4 separate regions of the Homo sapiens genome follow, and all the other regions are linked to region 4. Evidence: chromatin contacts called from ENCODE Hi-C or POLR2A ChIA-PET data. All regions are on one chromosome and are shown on one strand. The core of a region is the stretch at or near the end of the contact, and the rest is flanking DNA. Distances in the headings are between cores, read along the strand shown.

Region 1 (3,093 bases), core at 351-2,850, 350 kb before region 4:
CACAGGGAGTGCAGCAGTGCACACCAGCCCTCTCCCCCACCTCCCTTTCCCCACACTCACATTCCTTCCCTTATGCCCCAATCACTGGCTTAGTCAGAAAGACCATTTTAACCTGAGAGTAAACGAAGGAAAGGGATACACAGTCTACTGGCTTCTGTCGCCTCACATTTTAATAGAGGCTTCAAGCAACAATTACCTATGGGATATGTCTGAGAGGCACTACAGAAAGGGGCAGAATTATCTACCAGCTTGATAAATGATACATCTCTCAGGACTTTTGGAGGAGAACCAGCTCCATGCTGCAGGAGCCGTGTGGAGCTGGGCTTTACTGCCAGGGCCTTGTCCTGGATGCTGGAAGGAACCAGAAGATTCAAAGTAGAGTCAGGGTCCTGGCCACCAGTGCAAGGCAGGCCACATGACCATCGACACTGCCACCATTGCCACCAGCCCCAGTGCAGCCCTGGGAAGGAGCTTGTTTTCTCCTCCTGGGGGACTGCTGCTCTGGTAGGAGACCAGAGGCAAGAGGAGTCCATTCCGGGCTGTGGGGTACCTGCCCTGTCTCCCTCACAGAGTGCCGTAAAACAAAGCAGCATCATGCATAAGCCCATGTTTCCAGCAGTTTATCAGAGCCTCAGATGTGTGGTGTAGATCCCATCGCCTTGAGGCTCAGGAGAACCAGCAAGCGTGTAGTGCCCTGGGCGGGGTCCCAGCTGACCATGATCCCCATCTCTGGCATCTTTTTTATGGGTCTCCCCTTGTTTTTTTTTTTTTTTCAGACAGAGTCTCGCTCTTGTCGCCCAGGCTGGAGTGTAGTGGCGCGATCTTGGCTCACTGCAACCTCCGCCTCCTGGGTTCAAGCGATTCTCCTGCCTCAGCCTCCTGAGTAGCTGGAATTATAGGCACCCACCACCACCACGCCCAGCTAATTTTTGTACTTTTAGTAGAGATAGGTTTTGCCATGTTGGCCAAGCTGGTCTTGAACTCCTGATCTCAGGTGATCTGCCTGCCTCGGCCTCCCAAAATGCTGGGATTACAGGCATGAGCCACCGCACCAGGCCTGGTGTTTTTTTTTTTTTTTTTTTTTTTTTGGAGACAGAGTCTCACTCTGTCACCTAAGCCAGAGTGCAATGGCATGATGTCGGCTCACTGCAACCTCCGCTTCCTGGGTTCAAGCGATTCTTGTGTTTCAGCCTCCCAAGTAGCTGGGACTAAAGACATGAGCCACCACGCCCAGCTAATTTTTTTGTATTTTTAGTAGAGGCAGGGTTTTCGTCATGTTGACCAGGCCAGTCTTGAACTCCTGACTTCAGGCGATCCGCCCGCCTTGGCCTCCCAAAGTGCTGGGATTACAGGGGTGAGCCACTGCGCCCGGCTGCCCTTGGTTTTAATGTGGACGCCTTGTGCTTTTTGCTCAGTATTCCTGGCCCCGGTGATCACAGGGGTTGTGAATTATGGATACAGCAGCAACTGTTTTTAATCTCCCATGAAACAAAACCAGTGTGTCTTCTGCCCCGGAGGCCGCGGGTGAGGAAGGGATGGCAGCTGCTGCGATATGGCTGCCTCGGGCTGACGTCAATGCGAGTCATTCCAGGCCAAAGACTCCACTCAGGAAGCTTAAAAGTGATACTGAAAACAGATTTGCATGTTTTCCTTTCACGGGAACTTGGCTCCTCTCAGTTCCACTGAAGATGTTTTCACCAGCCTGTGTGCAACCGGTGTGTGGAACGAGCACAGCTTGCAATGCAATTGGAAGGCGACTTTAGCTTTTGTCCTGTGCTGCCCCTCTGAAGTTTATTCAGCCGGATTCATGTTCCCAGACCCTGGCAGGCTTGGACTTTTCTGCTCCTCTTAGGAAATAGTCTGTCTGATGGTTGCTTTAAATGGAAACAAAACAAAACAAAACAAAACAAACAAAAAAAACCAGTCTCCATTTGGAATTTCAATGTCCAGGCCAAGATATTAGTCAAAACTTCAAACCATTCTTCTTGCTCCAGCTGAGGCTGCTTAGGGCTGGAAGTCTGCATGGGAAAGGGATGAGGCTGGCTTCTGTCCTTTCCTGTGGCTCCTTGTGCCCCTTCTCCCAAGGTTGGAGCTGGGTGAGGGGTTTTAGGGCCCAGGACAGCTCTCACCCGAGTAGGTGCATGGGCAGCTTGCTGTGCATCCTTTGGGTCTGGCTGTGGTTGAAAGCTGCCCTCTCTCCTGCCGGGGCTCCCATGTGGGTCTGCACTTCCTGGAGTCTCTTATTGGTGATCATTTGAGACTCTTTGCTTTGGTCCCTTGGGTTTACCTCGAGCTTTTTGCTGCTAGGGTTTCTGCCCCTCCAGGTGGTCTTATAGGTCAGGCCCCTAGCAGACCTCATGCTGGTTACCTCTCTGTGTGGCTTCAGCTGGTTCTGACCCTCTTGTGTGGCTTGCCCCCGCAAGCTCTGGGAGGGAGGCCAACCCCAACCCACTGCATGCTCCTGGTTCTGGCATCAAAGCAGGCAGGGCCAGACATGGTGGCTCACTCCTGTAAACCCAGCACTTCGGGAAGCTGAGGAGGGAGGATCACTTGAGGCCGAGAGTTCAAGATCAGCAACATAGTGAGACCCCATGTCATTACAAAAATAAATATTATTATTTTTGAGACGGAGTCTCACTCTGTTGCCCAGGCTGGAGTACAGCGGTGCGATCTCAGCTCACTGCAACCTCCACCTCCTGGGTTCAAGCAATCCTCTTACCTCAGCCTCCTGAGTAGCTGGGATTACAGGCATACGCCACCATGCCCAGCTAATTTTTGTACTTTTAGTGGAGATGGGGTTTTGCCATGTTGGCCAGGCTGGTCTTGAACTCCTGACCTCAAGTGATCAGCCTGCCTCTGCCTCCCAAAGTGCTGAGATTACAGCCTTGAGCCACTGTGCCCAGTCCACACACACAAAAATTTATTTAAAAAAACCAGGCAGGACCAGGTGTGGTGGCTCATGCCCAAAATCCCAGCACTTTGGGAGGCTGAGGCTTGTGGATCACCTAAGGTCAGGATTTCGAGACCAGCGTGATCAACATGGTGAAACTCCATCTCTACTAAAATACAATATTAGCTGGGTGTGGTGGCACA
Region 2 (3,314 bases), core at 266-2,765, 310 kb before region 4:
GCCCCAGGGGTGCAGTTCAGCAGCAGGACAGTCAGTCCCCCATCGGCATGGAGATGGAGTGTTCTGTGTGTGGATTGACCCTCTGGCGTCGTTGTTCCTGTTCAAACATTGCCTGTTTCTCTAAGGGGAAACATGAGCATTGGCGTTTCCTTTCTGGGTTGGAGGTGGAGAATTTCATCCCCACCCTACTCTGCGGATTCATTCCGTTTTAGTTGTCTGGCTTTGCCCGGGGCAGAGGCTGCTGACTGGTGAAAGCACCCTCTGAAAGCAAGTTTTTTGTTTTCTACTGTCCTCTGACCTTGGGACGGGCTATGATAGTCCTCAAAACCCTCACAAGCATGGTTTCCATGAGAGCCTTGCAACATTCCCTTGAGCCGGGCAGGGCAGGCAGCCATGTGGACATTTTAGAGATGAGGAAAGTGGGGCTGTGGCCAGACTCTTTGCGGCCAGACTCTTTCTGGCCAGGTTGTTCCACCTGGCTCTCCGGCTCGAGTCTGTCCAGCTTTCAGTCCTGCTGGTCTGTCTGCATAGGGGCTGCTTCTAGAAGACCAGGCGAGAGGATGTGGGTATGAGGGAGGAGCTGAGGCGCACAGGAAGAGCAGATGGCCTGTCTCTCTCCAGTATCTGCTAGTCACTACCTGGAAACCAGCAATGATGATGTAACCACAAGCATTATTCAGTGATGGCCGCCTTCCTTGTGTGGGTGGGACCGCAACACCGCCTGGGCTGGGGAATCCCATTGGTGACAACACAGCATCCTTTTGAGCTGACGCGGCAACAGATGCCCCAGACCAGCTCTGCGTCTGACAGCATCTCTGTGAAGCGTGTGCAGGGGACAGCAGACATCAGAGCTCTCCTGTAAATCACCTCCGCAAAGGCTCTTTGTGGTCGATTCACTGATGACTCATTTATAATCTGGTTTCAACATTGTGAGTCAAAATGCACCACTTTCATTAAAAATAACATTCACTGGGGTCTAACGGCTTTCTTTTTTCTGTTTTTTACTGTACTGTGTGGTTTCTGGATGGGAAGCTGTCAGATGGCAGGCGAGGTGTTCCGAGGGACTTGAGCATAATCGTGCAACGACTCAGGTGTGGATTGAACAAATAGTCCCGAATACCTGCTGTGGGTCCTGCAGACTTCTGGGCCATGGAAGTGTGTGGGTAGTCGGCGTGGGTGTGTGTGGGGGTGTGTGCAAGTATCAGGATCACCTGGGATGCTTGTTAAAAATACAGATTCCTGGGCTTCACCCCATATCTCTGAGGGTGGGGCCTTGTCAAATTCCTCAGGAGCTTTTTAGGTACAATAGAGTCAAGAGCCTTGACTCTGGGTGAGAGAGAATGGGAACTCCCTTCAAGCAGACCCTCCCTACAAACGGAGCAACCAGAGGAGAGGCAGGTCGACTGCAAGGCTGAGAGGGGTGGATGGGGGAGGTGAGAGAGGAAAAGGCAGGGGCGGGGGAACACCCGAGGTGGAGCGGGCCAACAGAGTCCCCATGGGAGAGTTGACTAAAAGCCCCGGCTTGATGCAAGGAACCCACAGTCTTTCTGGTTTGGGGACCAAATCTTGGGCATCCCCTACTTCCTTGGTTAAAAAAATTAAACATACAGAAACGGTTTAGTGGGCATTCTGCAGGGTAAAAAGCCCCTGCTGCATGGCCATGTTTTTATATTTTATGTTCTTTAGCAATGTTAGAAACTTCACTGGGAAAAGCACTTTAAAAAGATATAGTTGAGGGGAATGGGACGTGGGGAGTTATTGTTGAATGGGTGCAGAGTTTCAATTTTACAAGATGAAAGTGCCTGGAGATGGTTAGCGGCGATGGCTGTATAGCAGTGGGAATGCATGTCACACCACTGAACAACGTGCTTAAAAATGGTTACGATGGAGGCCAGGCACGGTGGCTGACACGTGTAATCCCAGCACTTTGGGTGGCGGAGGCGGGCTGATCACTTGAGGTCAGGAGTTTTGAGACCAGTCTGGCTAACATGGTGAAACCCTGTCTCTACTAAAAATACAAAAATTAGCCAGGCATGGTGGCGGGCACCTGTAATCCCAGCTACTCGGGAGGCTGAGGCAGGAGAATCACTTGAAACCCAGAGACGGAGTTTGCAGTGAGCTGAGATCGCACCACTGAACTCCAGCCTGGGTGACAGAGTGAGACGCTGTCTCAAAAAAAAAAGGTTAAGATGGTAAATTTTCTGTTATGTGTATTTTACTTACTACAATTTTTAAAAAATTGGAAAAAGAAAGATATGGTTGAGTCTGACTTGGATGAAAGTCTACAGGCCTCCTGCTGATGGTCTCAGCGGCTCCTGGGAAACTACCGTTTGTTTCAGCCATCTGTAACTTGATTTGTTGTTCAGAAGTTTGCCAAGACTTCTCCATGCAAAGCCAGGTGTAAGTTTAACCTGAGCCACGTGGGTCCCCCCACCTTTCCGCCTCCGATGGATCTTCTCTCCAAGGGCTCCGGTGCTCAGGCCCTCATAGCATGGGAAATCAGAAGGGATGTTTGGGTGGGAGGCTTGGCATGGAGGGTGGACATTTTGCTACAGATGGCCTTGCCCTCACGGAAGGCCATTGTTATTCCGCGTCTGCCCCCTGGCCGGGTCCAGCCACCTGAGCCTTCCTGAGCTCCCAGCTCTCAGTTGCAGCCAGCGCCCAACGCCTTCCTGCGGCACCTCCACAGACCTCGCCTCTTTGCCCTGACTCCTCTCATTCTCTGTTTTCCAGACTATCCCCAAGCCCTGCCTGTGGCTGCCTCCTCCCTCCATAGCATCCCTGCTCTGCCATGGCTCCCCTATTTGGGACAAGACCTTTGTGTGGGCCTCAAGATGTAGGCAGGTCTCTGCTCAGTGGCCCAGCTTTTGGTCGACACCTGCAAATGTGTCTAAAACTCATCTCAACCTCTTCCCCAACACCAGTCTTCCCTTTGATCCCACCCTCCATCTGCTCTTCTCTCAGCATTCCTGAGAGTTTCTGCAAGTTGCCCCAGCCAGAAACCAGGGTGCCAGGCATCACTCTTCCTGCCCGGTTCCCAGCTCCCACCAGCAGTGCCTCCTTGGCAGCTCTAGAATCCCCACTGCCTCTGGTCTAGTTCATGCCTCCATCACTTCTTCTCTGGACCACTGCAGTAGTCTCCTAAGTGACTGTAGCCATCTGAATAGTGGCCCCAAAGATATCAAGTGCCAATCGCCGGAAAACAGTGAATGTTACGCTACGTGGGAAAGTTTTTGCCAATATGATTAAGTTAAGGAATTCAAAAAAAATTATAAAATTGTGATAAATATATAACATAGACTTGACCAGTTTAT
Region 3 (3,207 bases), core at 1-2,500, 260 kb before region 4:
CTCCCAGCTTATTGTGATTCAGCAAGACCCTGGCGTGTCACTTACGGGAGGTGGCCTTGCTGGGCATAGTGCCGGCCAGCCAGAGACCCTCAGTGAACAGGGGGCGTTTCCAGAGGGCCTGGTGTTTTCTGCATGGCAAGACTCCTACAGAGAGGCTGACCTGGTTTTCAGAGAGCAGTTTGCGTTTCGGGTGGCCCTGGGGGCACATGTTCCCATTGGATTCCTGCACTGGAAGTAAGCTTGTGGGGCCGGGCTGCCAGCAGTGCCTGCCTTGTACCAGGGCTTTTTTGGTATGGAAAACTTTAGAGAGGCGTCACCACCACCTCTTTTTTGCTCAGCATTTGCTCATCTCTCCCCACCTGCTTTTCAGGGCTCAAGCCTGGAAGAAGCCTTAGGACGTGGGGGAAATGTCTAACGTGGAGTCCACCTGCTGAGCAGGACCGGGTGTGAAGGAAGAAGCTTTGTTCTGATTCCTCATGGCCCAGCCACCCCTCGCCTGAGCTGAGCCTGGCCACAGGGCCCGCCTGCAGGAAGGGCTGGCCCATGGCTTCACACTGGGCTCAGGCTGCGCTAAGAGCCCCGGGTGAGGACCTCCAAGCCCAGGAAGCCTCAGTTGGCCAAAGTGCTAGATGCGTGTGGTCTGCTTTCATCCCCGCTTCCCTCAGAGCTTGCATTTTCCAAATTCAAGAGAGGCTCCACCTTCAAGAAGACCGGCCTGTCCCTGTTATTTATGTGTCCCCCTACCATATCTCCCTTTGTTCTGCAGAGCGGTACGCATAAAAAGCTTTTGGGGAAGGGGAGAAGTGTGGCTCAGTGACTTGCACAGGAAATTGGAAATTGGATCCCCAGGTCTACCCCCACTCCTCTGACTCATGCTTAAACAAACCCAACACATGCCCTGACCTTTGCTCTCTCCCTCTATTGCAGGCCATACCTGCCAGCAGCCTGCTCTCCCGGCCATGCTGCGGTTCACAAAAGTCCAGCATTTGGCTAGCTTCCTGGGGGAATGAATCTTTCAGAGCCAAACTAATGCTATGCATGCAGCTTATGATTTTTTTTTTTTTGTCTTCAACAAAGTGAATACTTACTTTTTTTTTGCTCTTTAAATTGTCATCCATTATATTCATCAACACAGAGAGATGGAACATTTGGCAAAATTATTTTAAGTAGCACTCCAACCTGTGATCGTAATTTCAAATCAAGGAATTTGCTGAGCAGCTGTGGGGAAGAACAAAAGGCCTGAGAGTGATTTAGGGCCTGGGGGAGGGGAGGCGGTGGAGTTGAAGGCCCCAGCCGGTAGCAGAAACAGCTGGGGAGGTAGGTTGTGCACACCCCGTGGGGGAGCCGGCCTTCTCAGCCCTGCCATCCCATCCACACGTGCCTCATCAGAGAGTTTTCGTCTCCTGAACATACCACATGCAGCACTTTAAAATAGATAAACTAAGAGGATTCAGATTCAGTTTGATACCCTCGCTGAGAGCTTCGGCTCGGGAGTTGGACAGGCCTGGCCTTGAATCCTGGCTCTGCCTCTCACCAGCCTCAGTTGCATCATCTGTAAAATGGGGCTAATGTAGCAATCACTTCGCAGATATTACTATGAGGTTGAGTGTTTATTTGACCCAGTCACTGGCATAGAACAAGTGTTCAAAATACTATTATTATCACCAATATGCAGAAATGTTCAATGTATACACTCGGTTTTTGCAACCAATTTATTCAATGAACATCTATTGAGCACCTGTTATGTGTTAGGTGCAGGGCTGGGTGTTGTGTGGGTACAAACACATAAAGCATAGGAATTAATATGCTATTAGATAAACTAAAAAGACTTCTATTGACTTAAAAAGTAATAATGACTTCTAAGCATATTTAAGTAATTTACGAAAGAGCCTTTCTTTTTTTTATTTTTGAGATGGAGTCTTGCTCTGTCTCTCAGGCTGGAGTGTAATGGTGCTATCTCAGCTCACTGCAACCTCTGCCTCCCGGGTTCAAGCAATTCTTGTGCCTCAGCCTCCAGAGTAGCTGGGTTTATAGGCGCGTGCCACGACGCCCAGCTAATTTCTGTGTTTTTAGTAGAAACGGGGTTTCACCATGTTGCTCAGGCTATCTTGAACTCATGACCTCAGGTGATCCACCTGCCTCGGCCTCCCAAAGTGCTGGGATTACAGGTGTGAGCCATTGCACCCGGTCAAAAGAGGCTTTCTTAACAGATGGTCTATTAGAAGCAATTTGAAAAGAAAATATAGAGTTGAAAAAAATAAAAGGGAAGCTGCATTCTTTTTAATTGTTTTTGAACTTGTTGCTTTTCAACACAGCTATTATCTAAATTAACTTAATTTCTTAAAATAAGCCCTGCTTGATACCCGGGAACCTTCAATCAACTAATTTGCAGATAATCAGACCTATTTACAAATAGTCTGGTTTGTCTGAGTGACTTTCAGTGACACATGCATACTCAGAAAGGGTATCATTTGCCAGGGATTAGTCAGTTCTGCTGAATTACAGTCTTCAGAATGAGAAGTCATCTAGTTCAACCTTTCATCCTTTTAATAGAATTTCTGGTGGATAACAGCTGAGCTTCTCCTCCGACTCTGCTAGGAATGGAGAACTTACTACTTCAAAACGTAGATGCTGCCTGGGTTGAGCAGCTCTAAATGTTCAAGATGGAATCATTAATAGGAAACTAATTGAAAAGAATTTGCATAGCACGTCTCAAGGACAAAAATCCCTTCTGTTGTTTTTTCCTTTTGTCTTGGTCTGCATCTCTGTCATTTGGTGGTGTTTGGACTGCCTGTCTGTCTTCCCTTTTTACTCCGAGCGGCGGCCTGCCCTCTGCCCCCTGCCCCCAGGGGAACAACAATGGCCCTGATCACAATTGGGTGGCCAAGCATATCATGCCGTGGAAGTTTGGAGCCAACACTCAGTTCCAGTTGCTCCTCTCCTTATTCTCTAGGGTGGCTCCACTAGGTTCTGCTTTCTCAGAAAACAGCAGTGAACTTTGTTCAGCCGAAACCCTATTTCCCAAGCTGATACTTGCTCACTGGCCTCCCCTCCTCCAGCTGCTCCCAACTGCTGACCACTTCTTGAGCGCACTGCTAGCTGCTTCTGCTGTTCCAGCACTTCCTGGAAGGCAGCTGCAAGCAGCCGAGGCAGATGGAGCCCAAGCCCTGTTGCTTGTGGTCTTGGCTTACTGAGCCTGAATCCACG
Region 4 (3,223 bases), core at 100-2,599:
TCTACTAAAAAATATTAAAATTAGCTGGGCATGGTGGCAGGCGCCTGTAATTTCAGCTATTCAGGAGGCTGAGGCAGGAGAATCGCTTGAACCTGGAAGGCGGAGGTTGCAGTCAGCCAAGATCACACCAATGCACTCCAGCCTGGGCGACAGAGGGAGATTCTGTCACACACACACACACACAAACACACACACACACACACACACACACAGCAGAAAGAAAGAAACAACAGAACATGCAAATACATGAATAAAGGGAAAGATTCTGAGGTTCTAGAAAGCTTCTGTTATTATCTATTGATGCACATCCAGGCAAATGCCTTTTCTTCTTGCCCAATCCAACCCTGTCTCCAACAATAGATAGATGATAAATAAATAGATATGTAGGTAAATAGATAGATCCAAAGAAAAAACTGCTGCAGTATCACTCTCGTTAGAGCGTTCCTTTTAGTAAGAGAAAGATCCTAGTTCTACCACACATGTTAAACTTTCTGTGCAATGGCCTGGAATTTCTACCATCTTTGCTGATATAGATCACCCTGAATAAATCATGGGATTGATCAGTCCTTTGGCAAATGTTTCCAAGTGTAATTTATATGTACTGCCATTACTAGGGCACCTGACTTGCTGATATTTTTAAACAAATCCAGGTTTGGTCACCTTGAAGAATGCTTGCTCCTTTGCGGCAGATGGGTACAGGACCCATCCTGACCCATCCTCTCCAGTCCCTTGGGCTTTAGGCTGCCTGCTTGCTGTGGTAGGGGCCAGAGTATCATTTGCCATTTTGATTTGGTGCTGCTCAGTCAACGCTTTGTGCTTCCCTGCTGCCTGCTAGCTCACAGCCCTGAGTCAGAGAGGGGCTCCCCTGAGAATCTGCCTTATGTCATTTGTACATGGCTGGGTCTGGAAATCTTGACAAAGCACTTTCTATAAACCACTGTGAGGGAGGGCAAAAATAACAGTAATAAATAATGCCTCTGAGTCATCCATTAACCTCTGTTGATGCCACCTCCGTGTCAGCTGTCACATGTTGATAGTGTCACCTAGAATCCCTGACGGGGACATGCAAGCCTGTGCATGTTCCCTCCCCCATAGCAGTGCTGATGAACATCCCTCCTGTACAGCCCATCTGTTCTGGTTCCATGTGGCTGGGCCTGTTTCTCTCCGAACTGCTCTGAGCAGAGCAGATTTTATTTTCATTACTCTTGCCATGAAGGTCTCCAAATCCTAAGCTTCCCTTTGGTCTTTGCTGTAAACCACAAGGTCTGCTGTTTGGCGATGCACTGCTTTGCCAGTTTGCCTTCAGGTCAGGCCTCTGGATTTCCAAAGTCCCTTCGTGGAATTTGTCTTGGGAAACCTCCACCCACTAGGGCCACAGGGCTCAGCCCACCAGGGGAGTGTCTGCAAAGCTGAATGGGCTATTTCTCTGTCCTGTGCCTCCCTCTTCCAACCTGTCCTAGTTCTTGCTTAGCTAGACTCTCAAGGCTTATTTTGACATGCTTATCTCCGTATGGCCCTGCCCTAAACAGACATGGCAATAAGTGCACACTTGTGGCTCACCTCTATGTGGGGCAAAGTCTTCCTCTCCATGAAGCCTGTCAATTCAGTGAGCTGAGAAGCACTAGCTGAACCAAACTTAGACCTTCTTTGCAGCCTCTGGACTTTCTCTAGCCCTCATGTCTATAGTGAAGTATCACTGTGGGGACAGGCATGGGGCCTCCTCTGGGTTCAGCGGTTCTCAAAGCATTTCTTCCCTCTTTTTTTTTTTGAGATGGAGTCTCGCTCTGTCACTCAGGCTGGAGTGCAGTGCACTGGCGCAATCTTGGCTCACTGCAACCTCCGCTTCTCTGGTTCAAGCAGTTCTCCTGCCTCAGCCTCCCAAATAGCTGGGAATACAGGTGCATGCCACCATGCCTGGCTAATCTTTTTTTTTTTTTTTTTTGCATTTTAGTAGAGACGGGGTTTCACTGTGTTGACCAGGCTGGTCTCAAACTCCTGAGCCCAGGCAATTTGCCTGCCTTGTCCTCCCAAAGTGCTAGGATTACAGGAGTGAGCCACCATGCCTGGCCCATTTCTTTCTTTCTTTCTTTCTTTCTTTCTTTCTTTTTTTTTTTTTTTTTTGAGACAGAGTCTCACTCACTCTGTCACTTAGGCTGGAGTGTAGAGGAGCGATCCCGGCTCACTGCAACCTCTGCCTCCTGGGTTCAAGCGATTTTTCTGTCTCAGCCTCCTGAGTAGCTGGGATCACAAGCATGCACCACCACACCTGGATAATTTTTTAAATATTTTTAGTAAAGACAGGGTTTCACCATTTTGGACAGGCTGGTCTTGAACTCCTGGCCTCAAGTGATTCACCCACCTCAGCCTCCAAAAGTGCTAGGATTACAGGCTTGAGCCACTGCGTCCGGCATCTTCCTTCATTTTATTAATTGCACAGCATGTGGTATTTGGTCACCTGTTATGAGCCTGACTCCATGCCAAGTGCTGAGGCCGTCACCCTGGTTAAGATCCCCACCATCTGCAGCCTACTGCAGTGGAGGAGGCTACATTCCCGAAGGTAAGTTACAGTGTCAGCAAAGTGCTGTGGGCCCCTGAGCAGGCGGTTGGGAAAGCCTTTACCAAGGCAACGATACTTGATTTGGGTCTTATGGGAGGACAGGGAGTGTAATCCAAAGTGAAAGGGCAAGGGAGGTCTAGCTAGAGGGAGGGTGGCAGGGGATCGGGGCCTGGTGTGGAAGTCATGCGTTGCACTCATGTGTGCATGGACCCCAGCAGGGTAAGTGTGAGGCCACAGGCGGGACCCCATGTGCCATGCTTAGGGGTTCAGACATTGTCCTGGAGATGATGAAGGACCCCTGAGAGTTTTAAGCAGAGTTGGGTGTGAAGATGGATCTGAGAGGCCAAGACCGAGCAGGGAGACAAGTCATGATGGTCCTGATCCGAGACGGTGTGGGAGGTGGGAACTGACTTTAAGATGGTGGAAATGCAAAGCCAGGTGATGTTTCTGGGACAGGATTGACCAAATCTAGTGACCTACTAGATATAGGGAGAAAAAATAAGGAAAGCATAGGGGATCACACTGAGGGTTTGCATTTGAGAGACTAGAGTCAGGAGGCAAGGCAGGATGGGGGTGGAGAAGGGGAATGATGGGGCTGAAATTAGACCACAGTGGTGGTGGGAATGTGGACACTGAGGGAAGAGGAGGCAGTGAGCACACGAGTCT

Evidence for each region. A loop is a pair of places that touch in the nucleus more often than their neighbours do. ChIA-PET counts read pairs that join two places held with the same protein, here RNA polymerase II (POLR2A). Pooled maps may share reads with other maps.
Region 1: a loop to region 4 is called in a pooled map, with 3 times the contacts of the local background. The contact joins two enhancer-like sites. A Hi-C loop is called at or near these places in 1 of 37 single-sample maps with no recorded cell type and 2 of 50 pooled maps. POLR2A ChIA-PET finds 5 or more read pairs at or near these places in 3 of 52 experiments (OCI-LY7, WTC11 and activated T-cell).
Region 2: a loop to region 4 is called in a map with no recorded cell type, with 10 times the contacts of the local background. The contact joins two enhancer-like sites. A Hi-C loop is called at or near these places in 7 of 37 single-sample maps with no recorded cell type and 5 of 50 pooled maps. POLR2A ChIA-PET finds 5 or more read pairs at or near these places in 1 of 52 experiments (activated CD4-positive, alpha-beta T cell).
Region 3: a pooled map shows a loop between it and region 4 (2.4-fold over the local background). The contact joins the promoter of LINC02971 here to the enhancer-like site in region 4. A Hi-C loop is called at or near these places in 2 of 168 maps with a recorded cell type or tissue (Caco-2 and mucosa of descending colon), 6 of 37 single-sample maps with no recorded cell type and 4 of 50 pooled maps. POLR2A ChIA-PET finds 5 or more read pairs at or near these places in 3 of 52 experiments (BJ, HepG2 and Panc1).

Annotation. Positions count from the first base shown.
Region 1 is chr1:235,046,803-235,049,895 of GRCh38, reverse strand. No RefSeq gene overlaps it. Among named protein-coding and RNA genes, the nearest start is that of LINC01348, 21 kb to the left of the region's middle. RefSeq lists enhancers at 1,460-1,754, 2,468-2,517. Within about 2 kb of position 1,600, at least 29 of the 41 ENCODE cell types and tissues checked have a DNase peak (open chromatin) inside an H3K27ac peak, as active enhancers do.
Region 2 is chr1:235,009,457-235,012,770 of GRCh38, reverse strand. No RefSeq gene overlaps it. Among named protein-coding and RNA genes, the nearest start is that of LINC03108, 30 kb to the right of the region's middle. RefSeq lists enhancers at 1-177, 388-457, 124-624, 575-869, 468-1,057. Within about 2 kb of position 1,515, at least 26 of the 41 ENCODE cell types and tissues checked have a DNase peak (open chromatin) inside an H3K27ac peak, as active enhancers do.
Region 3 is chr1:234,955,242-234,958,448 of GRCh38, reverse strand. LINC02971 (long intergenic non-protein coding RNA 2971) reads right to left here and starts at 1,250. Exons shown (of 2, transcript NR_186179.1): 1 at 1,089-1,250. LNCATV (lncRNA negative regulator of antiviral signaling) reads left to right here. Exons shown (of 4, transcript NR_125945.1): 3 at 371-770; 4 at 928-1,107.
Region 4 is chr1:234,698,162-234,701,384 of GRCh38, reverse strand. No RefSeq gene overlaps it. Among named protein-coding and RNA genes, the nearest start is that of LINC01132, 24 kb to the left of the region's middle. RefSeq lists enhancers at 849-1,143, 926-1,175. Within about 2 kb of position 1,349, at least 12 of the 41 ENCODE cell types and tissues checked have a DNase peak (open chromatin) inside an H3K27ac peak, as active enhancers do.